Regions from separate parts of the Mus musculus genome. Here region 2 is linked to region 1. A link is a loop called in an ENCODE intact Hi-C map of the cell type or tissue named here. Cell type or tissue: left cerebral cortex. All regions are shown on one strand. Each heading gives the region's core, and the rest is flanking DNA. Links, peaks and the distances in the headings are about the cores only.

Region 1 (8,332 bases), core at 121-8,120:
GTTGCTTTGGGGGAAGGGAGGTTAACACTGTGCAAGCGTAAGGTTTCTACTGTAGCTTCCTGCATCTGGTTCGAAGGACATGAAAATGTTCAGGATCACACTGGGGCCAGTGCCATGGCAAACGGAGGCCACCGATGCCTAACTAGCAGTTTCTTAGTGTTGTGTGGCATAGAGCTTAAGAATCTGGAGCCGCTGTAAGTGAGCCACATACAGCCTTTCATGGCCTTTCACCAGGACAGTAGAATAGCTTTGCTCCCTCCATGTCTGTGAGACTACAGCCATTAGCCCTCACAGTCTTTCCAGAGGGTCCCCGCCCTCTTTCACTCTAGGGAGCCCATTCCTGAGAGCCCAGAGAGTAGTAGCCCCACTGGGTTCCCTACCTTTCTCAAGCACAGCCCTATTTCTTTACCTCCCAAAAAGAGACACACATTTTTAACATGTTAGGGAAGTGGAGCAGCCTTTAAAATTGACCGGTGTGGCAGCCAGTGACTCATCGATATGAGACCTTTCCAGGCTCACTGGCAAAGCCCTTCCTGCTTGGCCTGCCTCTGTGGATTCACGGAAACCAAATTACTGTGGGTTGTGAAGAATTAGCAGGTCATTTGAAAAGCAGACATACCTTCACCCAGACTGTGGTTTTTATATGCTCAGTGAGCCCCCGGTGGGGGGGGGGGGGGGGGAGGCGGGGAGGAAGGATCATTTTGGCTACTGGAAAAAACCATAGCTTATTTTTAATTTCTGGTTGTCAAAGTCACCACATGTGTGGTCTGTGAATGACCCTCACCTGCAGAGTTGACGAGAGAAGAACAAAAGGAGGCTTGGAGCTCAGGGGACCCTCACCTAGAAGTTACCACAAGGCCTGTGCTATCAGCCTCCCCCTGCCTGTGTTTCTCAGAAACATCCCTTGCACTGGTGTCTCTCTTCCCTCCTCCCTCTAGAGATTTACCTGAATCCCTCCATCAGGATTCAGGCCTGTACTCCCCACCCCATACCGTCTCTCCAAAGTCCACTTTGAGTGAAGCCCTTGCTAACCTCGCCAGAATGTAAGGACTGCATCTCCTGTATAAAGCAGCTTGCTAGTATTGTCAAGTTTTCTTTACTGTGTTTAATTTTTTTTTAACAGTGATAAATAAATATAATCCTGATGTGTTTAAAATTAGTCCTGGTGTATGTCTGTCATTTGTCATGGCTCCTGTCAGAATGTCCACAGGACATTCTGCCCAGAGGAATATTTCCATCATTTTGTCTTAGGTTTTTCTTAAAGTCTAAGTCTCAAAATCAGTGGAATTACCACAGAAGTCTCACCCCAGGCACACTGCTGAGCCTGCTATGGTGCACCACTGGTCTCTGAGGCCATAGCAGGGTTCTGGATCTACACAACTCTTTGAAATTCACTAGGGATTCCAGTGGACAGGGACATACCAGGAACAACACCCCCAGAACATCTCCCTGATCTACATTGCTTCACCACCCTCCCCTCCAACAGAGAGCCTTTGAGATAGGCAGGGAAGTCAAGGAAGTTCTCAACTGAGGCTCTCAGAAACAGTGAGAAACTCAAGGTTGCACTCATTAAACTCAGCCAAGTTACATACAGTCTGTAGATACTCGGGGACCCAAACTTCAGTTGAAGTGTGGCATGGGAGACTCCCAAAAAAGAATGATACATCCCTGCCTTATTATCCAGTGTTTACTCAAGACAGTTGGAGGGGTACGACTGCTCTAGCCTCCTGCCCAGTTCATATAGACTCACCCAAAGGCATGTAGAACCTAGGCCCCTCCTGGATCACGTATAGCCAAGGATAACCCTGAACGCGATCCAACACACAAGCCATCAACTTAAACATGAAGGTTTCGATGCATTTGCTCGTGCAGTTCTCGGATGGGGACTTTGCAGATGATACCATCATATCATGATGTCAAAAGGTTGGACACACATGTCTGCCTCGGGGCTTCTGCAATTTGGATTTAGTAAGTTCAGTCCTAAGCAGATCAGTGGTGGGGTCAAACAGCTCTACCGCTGACATGCTTGAGGACTTAGAGCAGCAACTCCTTCAGCGCAGAAGAGGATGGAGAGCAGCCTAGCCTTGTATGTTAGAGTAAAGCATTTAAAAGTAGCTTTCCCTTAGTCAAAAGCCAGACATATATGTGGACTTCCCCAAGCCCACTCCCTCCCAAGCAGAATCAGCTGCGGGAGAGAAAGGGAAGACAAGGAGGCCTTGAACTCTTTTTCCGAGGAGATGGGGGAGGGGGTATTCTTTCCAGCCTAAGTTTCCCTAGCTCCAGGGACCAGTGTTGCCTTAAAGGGGTGATGAGCCCAGCAAGAGAAGCCACCCGACACCTGCAGACTTCCCCACCCCCAACATCACTGCACAACCCAGGCCACCTGCAAGTTTGAAGGACCCAAACCTCCACCTGCAAGCAACTGCCACCTGAGGGCAGGGAGGCCAAGGACCAAGTTCCTCTCCCTCCAACCCATCCTTAAACCCCCAGGGCATTAGAGTCCAGACTGCCAGGATTGGCCCGAGGTAAGTGGTAAAGTGGGATGGTTCACCCAGGCCCTAAGTTCTGCCCCTGGAGCATCCCCGGGCAGACGGTTGTTTGCATAAAAGCCAAAAGCCACTGCACCTGGGCTGGGGAGGCCCTCTAGGGAGGTGCTCCTTGGCTTGGGGGAAAGGGGGAAGGAAGGTGTCATGGAAAGTCCCTGAAGGACACGGGTGTTGAGTTTGTTGCGGTTTTGTTTTTAACTCTTGTCTTGACCTGTGAAGTCTGCAGCTGCCTCCCTGCCCCCAAATAGCAGAGCTTTCCCCCCATATGTAACAAGCACAAGGAAAAAGGTCTCCGATGGAAAGAACGGAGGTTAGAGTGCCTGTGAGTGATGTAACCTGCCACCACCGCCACCGCCGCCCCCTACCCAGTAGTGAGGGGGCAGGAAGCCCCAGAATCTTTTTCCCATCAACCCCACCACCACCCCTCTGCCCCCTGGCCCAGAAGAGCAGCCCAGTCAAATAAACCACAGCTCTGGATGGGAACCAGGGGGGCACGTGCTACCTCCTCCCCCAACTTTGTCCCACCACCAGCTCAAGCCCCATCCCACCCCCACTGGAATGACATTCTCAGCCTTTCCTGTGTGTGTTTTAGGGAGAGAGGACCTCAGCAAAGCTCTGGACAGCTTGGGTGCTGGTACTCATATTCCGGTCTCAGTCTTAGCCTCACGACTTGCTGTGTGACCTCGAGTGTTTCACTTTCTGGACTTTAATTTTCCCTGGAGTCGTGAATCTTTCCGATTTCTTTGGGCTGGGACTCTAAGCTCAACGTCAACCCCATTGCTCTAGTAGACTCTAGAGACCTGTCCTCTAACAACAAAAACAAACCCCGGGGAGAGAGAATCCTGTTCCCGTTCCTTTCTCTACACCTCGGGGCTTCTAGAGGGTGGCCACGGGAGGTGAAGAGTGTAGCCTAACATTCTCGCAAGAGGTCACTTTCTCAATTGTCTGTAAGGACAGAGAGGTACCAGGCTCCTCCTGACTCTTCATCTGTGGGAAGCTCTGGATGTGGGGGTTGGGGTGCCCTACACCCCTTTCTCAGGGTGGATACCGATTCCTGGGGTCAGGGAACCTAGGAGAGACAACCCAGGAAGGGCTCCGGAGAGGTGAAAGGGTGAGGTGCAAGGTGGGAGCCAAGAGGGTGAGGGAAGGGGCAGCTATATTTCTGAGAAACAGCCAGGCGTCCCAGCAGCCTGCAGATTAACCCGGAGCCTGCGGCTTCACAGCTCTCCCCTTCTGCCGCCCACGCCGCCCAGCGCCTCTTGGGGGTCTGCAGCCTCGACGGGGCGGTGGCCGCTGCGGACACGCAACAGATCTGGGGACCGCGGAATGGAGCCTGGGGGAGGAGGGGGCGGGGCGGGTGGAAGGTAAGTGCAGGAAGGCGTGGGTCGCGTGACACCCCAGGGGTCCCGAGCGCCAGACCCCGCCTGCCCGCAGGTACCGCCCTTGCCCTCCCCACCCAAGTCCTCCTCTCCCAGCAAAGCGGGATCCAGAAGTGAAACCGCCAGGGTCACAGCCCAGCGCCATCGCTGCGCCGCGCCGCGCCCCGCCCTTCCGGGCACTGCAGCGAGGTAGGAGCTCCCCGCGCCCCTGAGCGCGGCTTTGAAACGGGGGAGGGGCAGGGGAACCTCGGGAGGTGTCGCCTGTAGTTCCAGGAATGGCCGCTGGGTGACACTGCAGCCGCGTGGCTGGACTCGCTCGGGATCCCGGGGGGGGGGGGCGGGGGGGGCGGGGGGGGGCTCGCGGGGCGCCAACCCGAGGCTGCTGCGCGCACCTGCCGGCACGGCGCTGCGCGGGGAAGGATTCAAGATGTGATGTCGCTGCAGACCCTAGGAAGGGTCCAGGGACCGACGGCGAGTATTTGGGTCCTCGTTCAAAAAAAACGTCAGGTTGTCAGCAATTGTGTTGTCGTGCAGGCGAGTTGGCCGCAGGAGGGCAGCCATGGACACCGGATCACCTTGCACACATCTGTGTGGGTGGGACTCCCGGCGTGCATGCGCTCTCCAACTCCAACCCGGTCTCACCAGCCTGGAGCCTCTCTTTATTCACTAAACCCACTCCAGGTCCCTTCACCACCCCGTCGTCCAGTGGTGAGGGGTTGCAGGAAGAATACCAAGTTCATCCCTTAGACGCGTGGGACTGGGCGGCTCTACAGCTTGGGAGGAGGGAACCCAAAACTGTGAAATCCGTATAGAAACTGATGATTGTGAGAGAGCAGGGTAGACCAGGGTTGGCGGAGGTTAAAATATGCTGGAATCCGACGGGGAAAGTAGGCAGGTACCCAGAAGGAAGGGGTTCTACCGTGTGCCAGGCCTTAGAAACTGGCAGGTTAAAGGATGCACAAGCCTTCCATAATCACGTGTGCGTGGTGTGCCCACAGCACGTCTCACTCCCACACAGCTTTTCCTCAACTCCAATCACAAGGCCCATTTCCAACCACTGATACCCTGCCGCTGAGCCACTCTGAAAGCCCTCAAAACTATTTATTTATTTATTTATTTATTTATTTATTTATTTATTTATTTATTTATATGGAAGGTCACAGGCCATGATACATGTGTAGCAGAGGAAGTCAGAGGACAACTTGCAGAACTAGGGTCTCTCCTCCCACCAGGTGGTAGATGCCATCCCTCATAGCTCTTAGCACCCCCCCCCATCCTCCCCCAGGGCTGGAAAAGATGGTATCTACGGTCTGCAGGCTGGACTGGCCGTTTCTAACTTTCTCTGTGACCCCAGGTGGGTCACTCTTTCTGAGGCTCAGTTTCCTATGTGTAAAGTGGAAGGCCTGTCGATCTCAGGGATTCTGACCTGCTAGTTGACATAGAAGGGGTGAGCTCCCCTGCCTGGGACTTCAGGTGCTGGGTTTTCTTGGGGGGGACAGATTAACTCCTCAGACAGGCTTAAAGGATGACTCATCTTGGTCCCCCAGTTACTCGTGAATATATTTTTACAGCGAGTTTGTGTCATTTCGCTGTCATGTCTAAATTTCTTGTCATTTCTGTCACTGAAGTAGAAATTGAGCTATCCTGTTTCCTGGTCCAGATTTTGATAACTGTCTCATGTCAACTCATGTGTTCTTGTATTTCTGGGAAATGAGTTTGATGGAATCAAAGTTGTTTGATTTTTTTTTTTTTTCAAAATACAATCTACTTAGGATTCACATTCTAAAAACTGTTCTCCAACTGGAGGAGGAGGTGCAGGTGTCGTTGGACGTGCGTTCTTTTAAGGCTCCCGTTCAGTGAAGGGATGAAACTCTGGGAAAACACAGCCTGGCTGAGCAGTGGGCACACTTGCACAGTACAGAACTCACTCTGGAAGTTGAAGGACGGGCTGGAGAGAGAAGACAGACTCGGGGCTGCGTGTCCCTTCCCTTCCAGGCTTTCTGAGTGAGGGAGACTATAGGGACAGAGAGCAGATCTGGGGACTGCAGAGAGGGCGAAGAGGTTGGTAGAAAACAGGGGCGTGAGGGAAGTGAGACCACTCTCCCCTGTGGCATCCGTCTGTCAGTCAGGACTCATTGTCCACCAACTGCTGACTCGTCTTGCTTTGGTTTGTGGAGAGAAGGGAGGTGGTGAGACAGGGTCTCATACAGCCCAGGCTGGCCCTGAACTCTTCTTCCTGTAGCTGCTGCCGGAGTGCTGAGATTCTAGGCATGCATCACAGGTCCCAGATCTAGGCTGTCAGAAAAGCCCAGTCCCTTGGAGGAGGGGGACTGAAGAGATGGCCCAGTGGTTAAAGGCATGTACTACTCTTGTGGAAGACCTGAGTTTGGTTACCAACATCCATATCAGCACACAGCTGACTCTAACTACAGCTTGGAGGGATCCAGCGCCCCCTTCTGGCCTCCTTGAACATTTGCGTGCACTCACACACATACTTATATACACACAGACATAATTTTAAGTTTAAAAAAAAAATGAAAGAAAAGCACCATTCCTTGTTATTCAGTGTCCATTCATCCATTTAACCAGTATTGACTGACACTCCAGGCTGCGCCAGGATACCTGCTAGGATTTGGACGCTCTCTGGCAGCTGACACCATTTTTGTCCTCAGGGTATATTCTAGTTGACCAAGACCTTCACCTCTGCTGGTTCTCTGACATGTTCTTGCCAGACAGGACTCACAGATGTATCAAAAAATAATCTTTATTGCTACTGGTATAAAACAGAGCAGATCAACTGGCCTCTCAGTCTGTACAGATTACGGGTGGGGTATGAGACCTCCTGGGCTGCCCCGCTCCTCTCATAATGCCCCTCACTGGAACAGTACCTCAGGAGCTCTACCAAGGGGACAGGACCACAATGCCTCCCTTGGGGACAGGAGTCAGGGATGGACAGGTTTAGGGGATGTTTCACTGGTTGAGAGAGGTTTTTAAAAAATGGGATAAAATTGGGGGGAGGAGCTCTTCCACTGTTTACCACCCCACCCACCTGCACCGAGTCCACAGAACAGAAAGGTGGTAGGCAAACCCATGGCTGCAGTAGCTTGTGCGGCCTCAGAGGGCCACACGGGCACAGCAGTGGCGCAGCAGGCAGGGCAGGATGCCTCGGTTCAGCTGGTGGAATTCTACCAGCTGCAGCAGGTCTGTGAAACGGGTCTGGCCCTCATCCATGCTGAAGTAAAGGCAACCTTCATCTTCGCTCTGTGGTGTGGCCAGAAGGCAGGTCAGGGAGGGGTCCCGGGCAGAGGAGCAGCCCGTGGGTGGGGACAGCAATTGGCCCCCCGTTTCTTGTACAGGGAGAAAGGAGGTGCATCGTGGGGCTTCAAGTCATGGTTCCCAGGCTACAAGAACCCACCTTAGGAGTAAGGGAGTTAGTTACTCACTGGCAAAATGAGATAATGCTTGACTTTCTGCAGATGGCACAAGGACAGGACAAAGCCCTGTGGGTTCCTCTGGCTCTCCCGGACCAGGAACACACTTGGGGGAGACAAAGCAGCATTATCAGGGACTCCTGGTTGCAGCTGCTTCCTTGTTGGTCCCCAGGTCTGTTACCCAGCCCAGCCCAGCCCCTTACCCATCCACCAGGCCCTGCTGTCCAATTAGCCGCTGGCTCTCCTCCCGAGAGATGCGTCCATGAAACCAGGGCTGGGTGCGATGAATGGCTGGGGTCAGAGGAAAAGAAATGTTGATCATTCAGGGAAGGGAACTCCCCCACCCCAGCCAAGACCACTCCGAGTAGCAACGTAGCCCACCCTAGGGATTCTAGACCATCACCCACCTGCGCTGAGGCTCGAGCCAGAGCATGTGGTGGGCAGGCTCAGACGGTGGTTTGTCTTCTTCTGCAATGGGAGACATGGAAGTCAGGGTACCCTTGGTACCCACTGCCTCCCCACACCCTCTTCCTCCTCCCACTCCATGAAAGCCCACTGGGAACCAGTGCAGCAGAGGCTCAGATGGGTGAAGGCCCTTACCCTCCAGGCCTGGGCCTCCTCCATGGCGGCACTCAGAGCTTCCCGGGGGTTATCAATGACACGCCCCGCATGGCCAGAGAAGTCCATAGCCACTAGGGTATTGTCTGAGACGCTCCTCTGAAGAGAGGACAGAATGAAGAGGGGAAGGGTCAGAATCGCTGCCCTGAGCCTGCATACCCACTTCTCTTTCCCGTACCCCAGAAGAGTACACTCACCAAGGGTGGAGACCCCAAATAGGATAGGCGCAGGTGACGAGACTGGGCCTGCTGATAATTCTTATATAGCTGTACCCCGTACTGGAGACAGGGAGGAAAAGAGGGCTTGAGGTTATGAGAGCCTAGGAGATGGGGGGTAACAGCAGGGCTGAGCCTGGCCT
Region 2 (8,332 bases), core at 180-8,179, 210 kb after region 1:
TGGAAGCCATGAGAAGTCTCTCAAGTTACCCCACCCTGAAATCCTTCCTCTCATCCATTTCCTGTTCTGCAAAGGCAAAGTTCTTTTCCGGAAGTCATACCGTACTACACTCTTTACCACAATCAAAAATGATCCCTGTAAGAAATGGTTGGATGTACATGCTGAGACATATACTTATCAATACTGTTCTTTCTGATGGACTCTGTTAAAAATTGTTCTTTAAAGGTATCAGGAACTGATAAATCTTCAGATATATAACCTAAACTAGGTTATGTGCTCATGTATTTTCAGGAATTTCCTCTGACAATATCACAAGGCTCTGTTCTAAAGTTTTCTTCTTTTTTTAAAACACAAAAATATTCATGTAAACATGCTTACTGATCTTATTACCCCTCTAGGTAGGTATGGTGGTATCATTTCTAACCATGGCTCAGCAGCAATGTCCTATGCTGTCCATTAACAAATCAACTTCCCATCAGAACGTGGCTTAAAAAAACAAAAACAAAACAAAAATCTTAGAATTGAAGAGTTACGGAGAACAATGTAGGAGTTTGAATTTCCTTTCCTTTATTAAAAAAAAAAAAAAAAGAAAAGAAAAAAGGAAAAAGAAAAGGGCAAAGTATTATTCCAGGTTCCCGGGCATCTCTACTATGTATTTTTTTCAAACAAATGCCTCAAAAAGAGACAAAGAGAATAATAGGGGTGAACACACAAGGGAGGAAGGAGAAAAAAAGAAAAGAGGGAGAGAGGGACAAGTAAACAAGCAAAAACCAAGGATTGGGTGAAGTCTGCCTCCTCGCCTGAGAACGCCACTGTCTACAGCCTGCTGCGTGTGCAGGAAGAGGGACATAACTTTTGTCAAAATTGAGCAAACATAAGGATGATTTATTTGGAAAAAGGTATGTACAAGATACTCAACAGGGGTAAAGGGAGTGATCACTGAAGCAAAAATATGAGATGGTAGAGAGGAAGGAAACATTTGAGCCAGCCAGTCCACTGTTACCCTTCTAGCAAAGGCCTTAGAGGAGCTCAGATCTTTTGAATACTCTTCTCTTTCAAGGGCGGTAGGGAGTTTGGGGTAGGAAACTAAATAAAAATTCAAAACAAACTATATACACACACACATACATACACACACAAGAAAATAAAACAAATAATTTTAAAAAAAATCAAAGCCTCTCCAGAGCCATCTCAAAACAAAATAGTTCTCTTCTGCTCAAGTGCAGGCAATGAGCTAATGGAACAATTATTTTTCAATTGAATGTGTCTTTCTCTCCATATATTTCTACTATAGCTCGTACACAGAGCGGAAGTAAATATTCTGGCTATTGCCCCATTTTGGAAGAACTGGTGCCAACATGGTTGACTTGCCTGCTAGCAGCAAGTGAAAACAACAGACAGCATTGTAGTAGCCAAATGCAGATGATTACCTTGCTCTGGCAGGTGATTTCATTAAAGGTTCATAGAACTAGATGGAAAGATGGATAGGGAAGGAATCTTTCAGGGCATTTGATGTCTCTGTGTTAATAAGGAACTCCTCTCCCTCTTCCCCCTCGTGGTAGGACTCTTGCAGCCCCCCTGTAGGGTTTTCCATAAGACTGAGCTGGGCCCCCCCACTGAAGCGTTGTTCCTGAGCTGTTGGCCCCAGTGGTTCCCGGTCCCAGCTCCCCATAGTTTTGCAATTTGGTCTCTGCATGTACCACAGAGTTGCTATTTCCCTCAGACTTGAGGAATGGTTGCCCAACCACTGAGTGTAATGCTAAGGGAACCCTGGTAAAACGGAGGTCCTGGTCCCCTGGGAACTGCACTGACCCTGTGCCCTGGTAGCTGTTGGACTCCCCAAGGTGGCTCACAGAGCCTGAGAAGGTCCTGTTCTTCACCGGGGTCTGAACCAAAGATTCTGTCAAGGCTGGACCAGAACTGCGTTCATCAGTGTCAGCGGAACTGAACCCTGTCTCAGGCCCATCAGTATTTCCGTAAGTCCTGTTTGGATGGGATCGGGTGGAGTATTCCATTGGTCTCAAGGCCTGGTGCTCATGTGGCAGGTGGCCAGGAGGCTCTGCTTCAGGCTGGGATAAAAGTTGCAGCAAGGCGGCTGTCACGGCGGGATTCAACTCCTGGGGGGCGCTGGAAAGATCGCCTTCAACCAGAGGGGGTGGAGGTGGCGGCGGTGGAGGTCCAGGGGGCTCAGGGGGCCTCTTCTCTGGTGGAAGAATGTGAGGAGGACATGCTGTGGAAGGGTTACTTCTTTTAAATACCATCTTAAAAATCACATGTGATTATAAACACAAACACATACTGTCCAACATAAATAAATACCAATACATGTAACCAGATATAGTAAAAGGAAAAAAACCTGGGACCAGGAAACTGAAATTTATGAATAAAATAATAAAGTGATTAGAAATAAAACAGTTGCATTCTGGATCTGACGGCTGGTATAAAAAGATGTTATGTTTCAAATGACTGTCCTAAATATTTTTGTTTTGAGATTTTCTTCTTTAAAGAACTGTTCTAATATGCAGATTGTTGGCAACCTCTCCATCCCTTCTGCTGTTAGATCAAAACATTATTGAAAACAAAGCAGAAAGAAGGAAGATGAGAAAGAACAATATACACTCTGTGGTCAAATTTCTCGGACATAATCTTTCTGTACAATGTGTAAACCTGGCTAACACATTTACAGTGTTTGATGATAGAAAATCAACCTGAAATACAACAGGAGAGATGCAATCAAGGAAAAAAAAAACTTCTCAACATGTATAAAAGGACATTTTGCTTCTCCAAATTAGTCATTTCTCTCTATAACCATATCCTCAAGAAGTGTTATTAACCAACCACAGCTTCATGAATAATTGTAATAATTACAAAGACCAAAGTAATCCTATTATAATTTTCAATTTTGTTTTCTTACCTTCTGCATATTTTTAAATGCTATGAAAAGAAAAATCACATAGAACTGTACTGTTGACAAAAATGTGTTCATCCTTACTGAACTAATAATAGTAAACTCAATTATTACTGAGATCTTTCTTGAACCATGTCCCCAGACTTCTGCTCTTTCATTGCTGTCTATATTTGCCTGAAAATGAATTCTTACGAGGGCAAGATTAAAAGAGAGAAAATGACATGAGTTTGAGGCCACACAAAACTAGTGAGAAAAAAACTAGTAAGATTAATGTCTTCAGGATTGTCATTCAAGCTGCTTTTAAAAAAAGGATTGTTGTTTTGGTCTTATCTTACAAATGACCAATTTTTCTTTTCCTTATGGGAACATTTTAAAACATTTTCTTCTATTTTATTAGTTAGTGATGTAATGTCATTACTTAGACAAGCCAAAACCAGTTTTTGGTTACAATTTGGTATTCCTATAGCACAATTATCTTGCATATACTTTGTAAAGACAATAGTAATGAAATTTGTACTCCCCAAGTATGTAGATGAAAGCTCAAAACAATATACAAGCTGGGTGGTGGTGGCACTCCCAGCACTCAGGAAGCAGAGTCAGGCAGCTATATCTCTGAGTTTGAGGTCAGCCTGCTCTCTATAGAGTGAGTTCTAGGACAGCCAAAGCTACATAAAGAAAGCCTGTCCAAAAAAAAAAAAAAAAAAAAAGGCAAAAAAACCCCCCAAAAATAAAACAATTTTAACATTGTGTAGCGAAAACTGAGGCCAGATGGTATATGAAATAAATAAAAGTAAACAGTTTGAGAGTTTCTGAGTTTGGGGGCACAAGCCAGGGAGGCAGGGTATCAACTTTCAGTTTTGAAACAGAATAGTCCACTTTACAACATGTAACTCCAAGTTATGTGTTCACTGGCTGGTCAGCTGAGTAGCAGGGAAAAATGTATTTAAGGCAGAAGAAATCAGCTACTGAAAATTTACAATTTGGAGAATAAATAACCTGAAATGATAAGGTAATTGAACTATAACCATATATTATATTTCAATGTGTTTTACTGCCAATACTACTTATCTCCCTTTATAAGGATATCAAAGTACCAATGACATTAGAAGAAATAAAAACAATCACCAAGTTTTTAATACTGGAAGAAAACAAACAAAAAACAAGTGCCAGTTTAAATTTATATTCTTCCAGTTATGTAACTTTTCGTTAAGAACTACTGAAGTTAATAAAGCTTATTTAAAGGAATTAAAACTAAAACTATAAATTATAAACCATATTTTTCTCAGATTTAAAGTATTGATGTTGTCACTCTATTAATAGTTTTGTACTAATGAAGGAGGTAAATAAATGTAAAAATAGCTTAAATTTTTTCTTTTTATTAGATTTCAACCACTACTCTTTCTTAACAAGTACAGAAAGAAAAACTAAATTGCCAAATTAAGATCACCTTTCTGGTTTATACAGTCTGCCCTCTGGTGGAAGTGTTAATCAACGGTGCAATGGCCAAGTAAGAGGTGTATGGTGGCAGGATCTTAAAGTTTTGAAGTCAATTTATGGTAAAAAACAAAACAAAACAAACCCTGCAAACACACTAGATAATTCAGGAATGACTATAATATCACTTGTGGATTTTGGTGTTTGTGTGTGTGTGGTTTTGAAACAGGGCCTTGCTGGATGGACCAGGTTGGCCTCCTGAGCACTACGATCAAAAATGTACACCATGCCCAACATTTCTATTCATCTTTAGCTGTGGCATTTTTACATTCTCCTCTAAAAAGCGTATTTAATTTCTAGCTATATGTTATGGCGTATTTTCAGTTCAACTTTATGATGTAGTTGATAAATTGTTGAATTATTTGGTGAACACTGCTCAATCAGGATGTTATTTAATTTGACAAAGATCTTTCAGGTACTTTGACTGAGTTGAAAATTGTTATTTACTTATTGAGGGATGACCGGGTAGGATCAGAATCTGAGACAGGAGATGAAAAACCTCCTTTAATTCTACATATCCTTTTCTTTATTTAAATTTATATCTTTATTTATTTTTATTATACAAGTGTTTTGCCTGTATGTATGTCTGTTTGCCATTTGTGTACCTGGTCCCTGTGGAGTTCAGGAGAGGGAATAACAACCTCTGGAATATGAGTTACAGGCAACTGTGAGCCACTATAAAGGTGCTAGGAATTGAACCAGGTCCTTGGCAAGAGCAGCCAGTGTTAACTTCGGAGCCATCTCTCCAGCCTTTTCTATTACCATGCCTATTAAAACCACTCAAATCATCATAGAGAACAGCAATGTGAATCAAGACATATGAGTGTATTAGCTTTGTCTGCTAATAACAGCAGATCACAGACAGATTTACTTAAATTTCTTATGATGCAGTTTACCTGGTCAAAAAACAAAAGGTTAATTTTATTGTCTTTCAGTTTGAATACTTTTTCACATATGAAAAAACAGAATATGTATTTGACCTTATACTAGTGAAAATAAAGAATATATATTATGTACCAACCCAAATGAAATGTAAATGCAGATTCCTAAAGTTCAGAGTTAGTATACCTCTTCAGTCTGTGTCTCTTCTTATTCCCCAATTCATGGGATCTTCAAGGCCAAGTTGAAAACACTTTCAGATAGTAAGATTTTTCAAACGGATTTGTGACTCAGAATTGATTAGAGTGCTTCACCTCTAATACTGCAATGGTGTGGTCATGTGACATATGGCATAACATTTTTTTTTACCTCTAGACTTTGTTTTTTCTTTTCATAATGCTTACTTCCTGATTCCATTGTCCCTTTCATAAACAGACTTAAAATAACCACTTTTAGGTACTATTACTGTTTGGAAAGAAAATATAAGGTGTTTGTCTGCTCAAAACAATTCCCTGATTATTTTCAGGTACTGAAATGGTATTTTATTAGGGCTTTCTTGACTGTTTCTTCCACATAAGATTCTGGTATCCAGGATCCACTCCACTAGATATGAAGAATAATTTGCTGTTTATTTTAAAGTCAGGTTCTCTAGGACTAGCTTGCTATCACATACTGCTTCAAGATATGTCACGATCTACAGCTTTGGTTTTCTTGATTAGAATACAGGGGCTTTACTTACCAGTATCTCATTAATTGGAAAAATTATCAATATATGAAAGGTGCTTTGAGACTTAAATGAATAGGCTGGTCAAGAAATACATCATTTGGTGCTATGTCCTCCTGTAAACTAGATTACAGAAAACTGAAACTGAGACCAATGTTGTGAAAAAGAAAACATTAAGAGATTTTTAAGAGGATCAACAGCACCTGAGCTCAATGAGATTCATGACCGGTCTGTTTACCTGCTGCCTCCTCCTGTGGCATTGTAGGAGTTCTTCGGGGCCCCTGTGGCCCACTATTCTTGTCATTGGTGTTTTCCTCCAGGTTACCTGCTGGCTCTTGGGTTTTCATCAGCTGACTCAAGAGAACTGCCAACACATTCTGCATGTCAGCTGGTGTGTTTGAAGCTTCAGGAGTTGTCTGTTCAGCAGGAGGCAGGACCACAGGTACAGAAGGTACCTCCTTCAATGATTCTTCAGGGGCTATGGATTCTGAGTCCTGCTGCTGGGAACTGGCTTCAGTCAGTGCACTAATAGACTGATTCAAGGCTTCAAGCTGCTGTTGCATCTCTGGATTGGAGTGGATATTAAGCAGCTGTGCCATCTGAGGGATGCTCAGGTCAGTTTGGCTCTGAAGCAGGTTTAATAACACTGCCAATTCACTTTGATTCAACTGCTGTGTGATGTCACCAAGGCCTGTGGGACAAGAGTGAAGCCAATATGAGATGACATTGAAGGGCAAGGCCCTTGGTCTTCTTCAACTGACAAAAGCAATTTATAATATCTAAAGGCACAGTTTCATTTTGAATCCCACATAATTTACTATCTCAGATTATTACATCACAGTTTATTTTTTATTCTTGTTTTAAAATGCAAAGACTTGGACAGGTGCGATGCTACATGAGGTAAAAGGCACTGGCCACTGAGCCTGACAGCTGTATAAAGACCAGGACCCATGTACCAGAGAGAACCAACTCCTACAAGCTGTCCTCTGACCTCTACACACATTATGTGCCACCTCCAATAAAATAAATAAAAATGAAAACAACAAATTAAACACAAGGACTAACCAAAGCATCTCTGGACTATATATAAAAGTGACTATATTTTGTCTCTCCACTTTAGTCAGTGATTTTCAACATTATATGTAAAAACTGCTAGGATGGATTTAAGAATTAAGGGCCTAATGTGCCAAGAAATTTGGCATTTATTTAAGGCTTAATTATCTTGTGTATCCCAGGCTAGCCTCAAAGTTGGTGTGTACTGAAAGATAACTGTGAATATCTGAGCCTCCTGACTCAGAGTCAGCAGTGTTGTGCTACAGTTATCTGCCACCACACTGATCTGAGGGAATTTATTTTTCAAGTTTTCTGGAAGATTCTAACGTGTTCCAAATGTAGAAAATAACACTGCAATCTTTGAAGGCTGAGACAGGAAGATGGTAAAATCATGGTCTTTGGGTCGATAGAGAATGGAAAATGAAATAGATCGGCAGTTTAAAAAAGTGATAAATACTTTGTCATAATGGTTATTTTGACACAATTTTAATATATAGGTCAAGAAATAAGTCTACAGAACTAACTACATTTAGCAATTGTGATTTAATTTGACTGGATTCTAAAGCCTTATCAAACCTAACATAACAACTTTAAATTACTGCTCAAAAGCTGTTGAGTCAGGGCTAGAGGGGTGGCTCAGTGTTTAATGGGTTTGATTCCTAGCACCCATACTTCTCCTCATAATTGTAACTCCAGTCCCAGAAGATTTGACATCCACTTTTGACACCTGGAGGCATTAAGTACAAAAGGTGCACAGATGTACATGCTCACTCATACATACACACACATATACACACACAAACACACACACACACACCCATCCATGAGTAAACTAATCTTAAATTTTACAAATTTGATTGGTTTCTTCCACACATAATTTAAGTAAGATATAGTATTCTGTATTTCAAGGAATGAAAATATCCTACTGCAAACTTTTGACCTATATGCAAAAAGTAAGATTTATTTCTCCTTAGAAATGATATCAGAAGAGCCGGGCGTGGTGGTGCACGCCTTTAATCCCAGTGCTTGGGAGGCAGAGACAGGCGGATTTCTAAGTTCGAGGCCAGCCTGGTTTACAGATTGAGTTCCAGGACAGCCAGGGCTACACAGAGAAACCCTGTCTCGAAAAACAAAAACAAAGAAAAAAAAGAAATTAGGATATCAATTGGTTTTCTAATGTTCCAGTGGATAAAACCACAGTGATATGGACATATATGCATCTTGTCCTCAAAATCTACTTAAGTGTACTTAATAGAAACAGAGGCTCCATGCTA

Evidence for each region. A loop is a pair of places that touch in the nucleus more often than their neighbours do. Peaks named below come from ENCODE experiments on the same cell type or tissue, not always from the same donor. Only the 100,000 strongest peaks of a DNase experiment are listed, where the experiment ranks them.
Region 2: a loop joins it to region 1, with 4 times the contacts of the local background. A loop is called at or near these places in 2 of 42 quality-filtered maps.

The regions. Positions count from the first base shown.
Region 1 is chr11:98,453,713-98,462,044 of GRCm38, reverse strand. Grb7 (growth factor receptor bound protein 7) reads right to left here. Exons shown (of 15, transcript NM_010346.2): 10 at 8,172-8,252; 11 at 7,957-8,073; 12 at 7,764-7,824; 13 at 7,560-7,647; 14 at 7,369-7,462; 15 at 6,672-7,186. The coding sequence ends at 7,040. It also overlaps a transcript of Mien1 not described here. Among named protein-coding and RNA genes, the nearest start is that of Grb7, 11 kb to the right of the region's middle. In left cerebral cortex, for the core only: CTCF peaks have their summits at 4,194 and 6,376 (motif pointing left); DNase peaks (open chromatin) are centred at 4,232 and 4,482; H3K4me3 peaks cover 1,213 bases; H3K27ac peaks cover 654 bases.
Region 2 is chr11:98,243,581-98,251,912 of GRCm38, reverse strand. It overlaps Cdk12 (cyclin-dependent kinase 12), which reads right to left. Exons shown (of 14, transcript NM_001109626.1): 13 at 6,244-6,696; 14 at 1-2,230. The coding sequence ends at 1,524. Among named protein-coding and RNA genes, the nearest start is that of Mir5119, 15 kb to the left of the region's middle. In left cerebral cortex, for the core only: a CTCF peak has its summit at 4,384 (motif pointing left); a DNase peak (open chromatin) is centred at 4,424.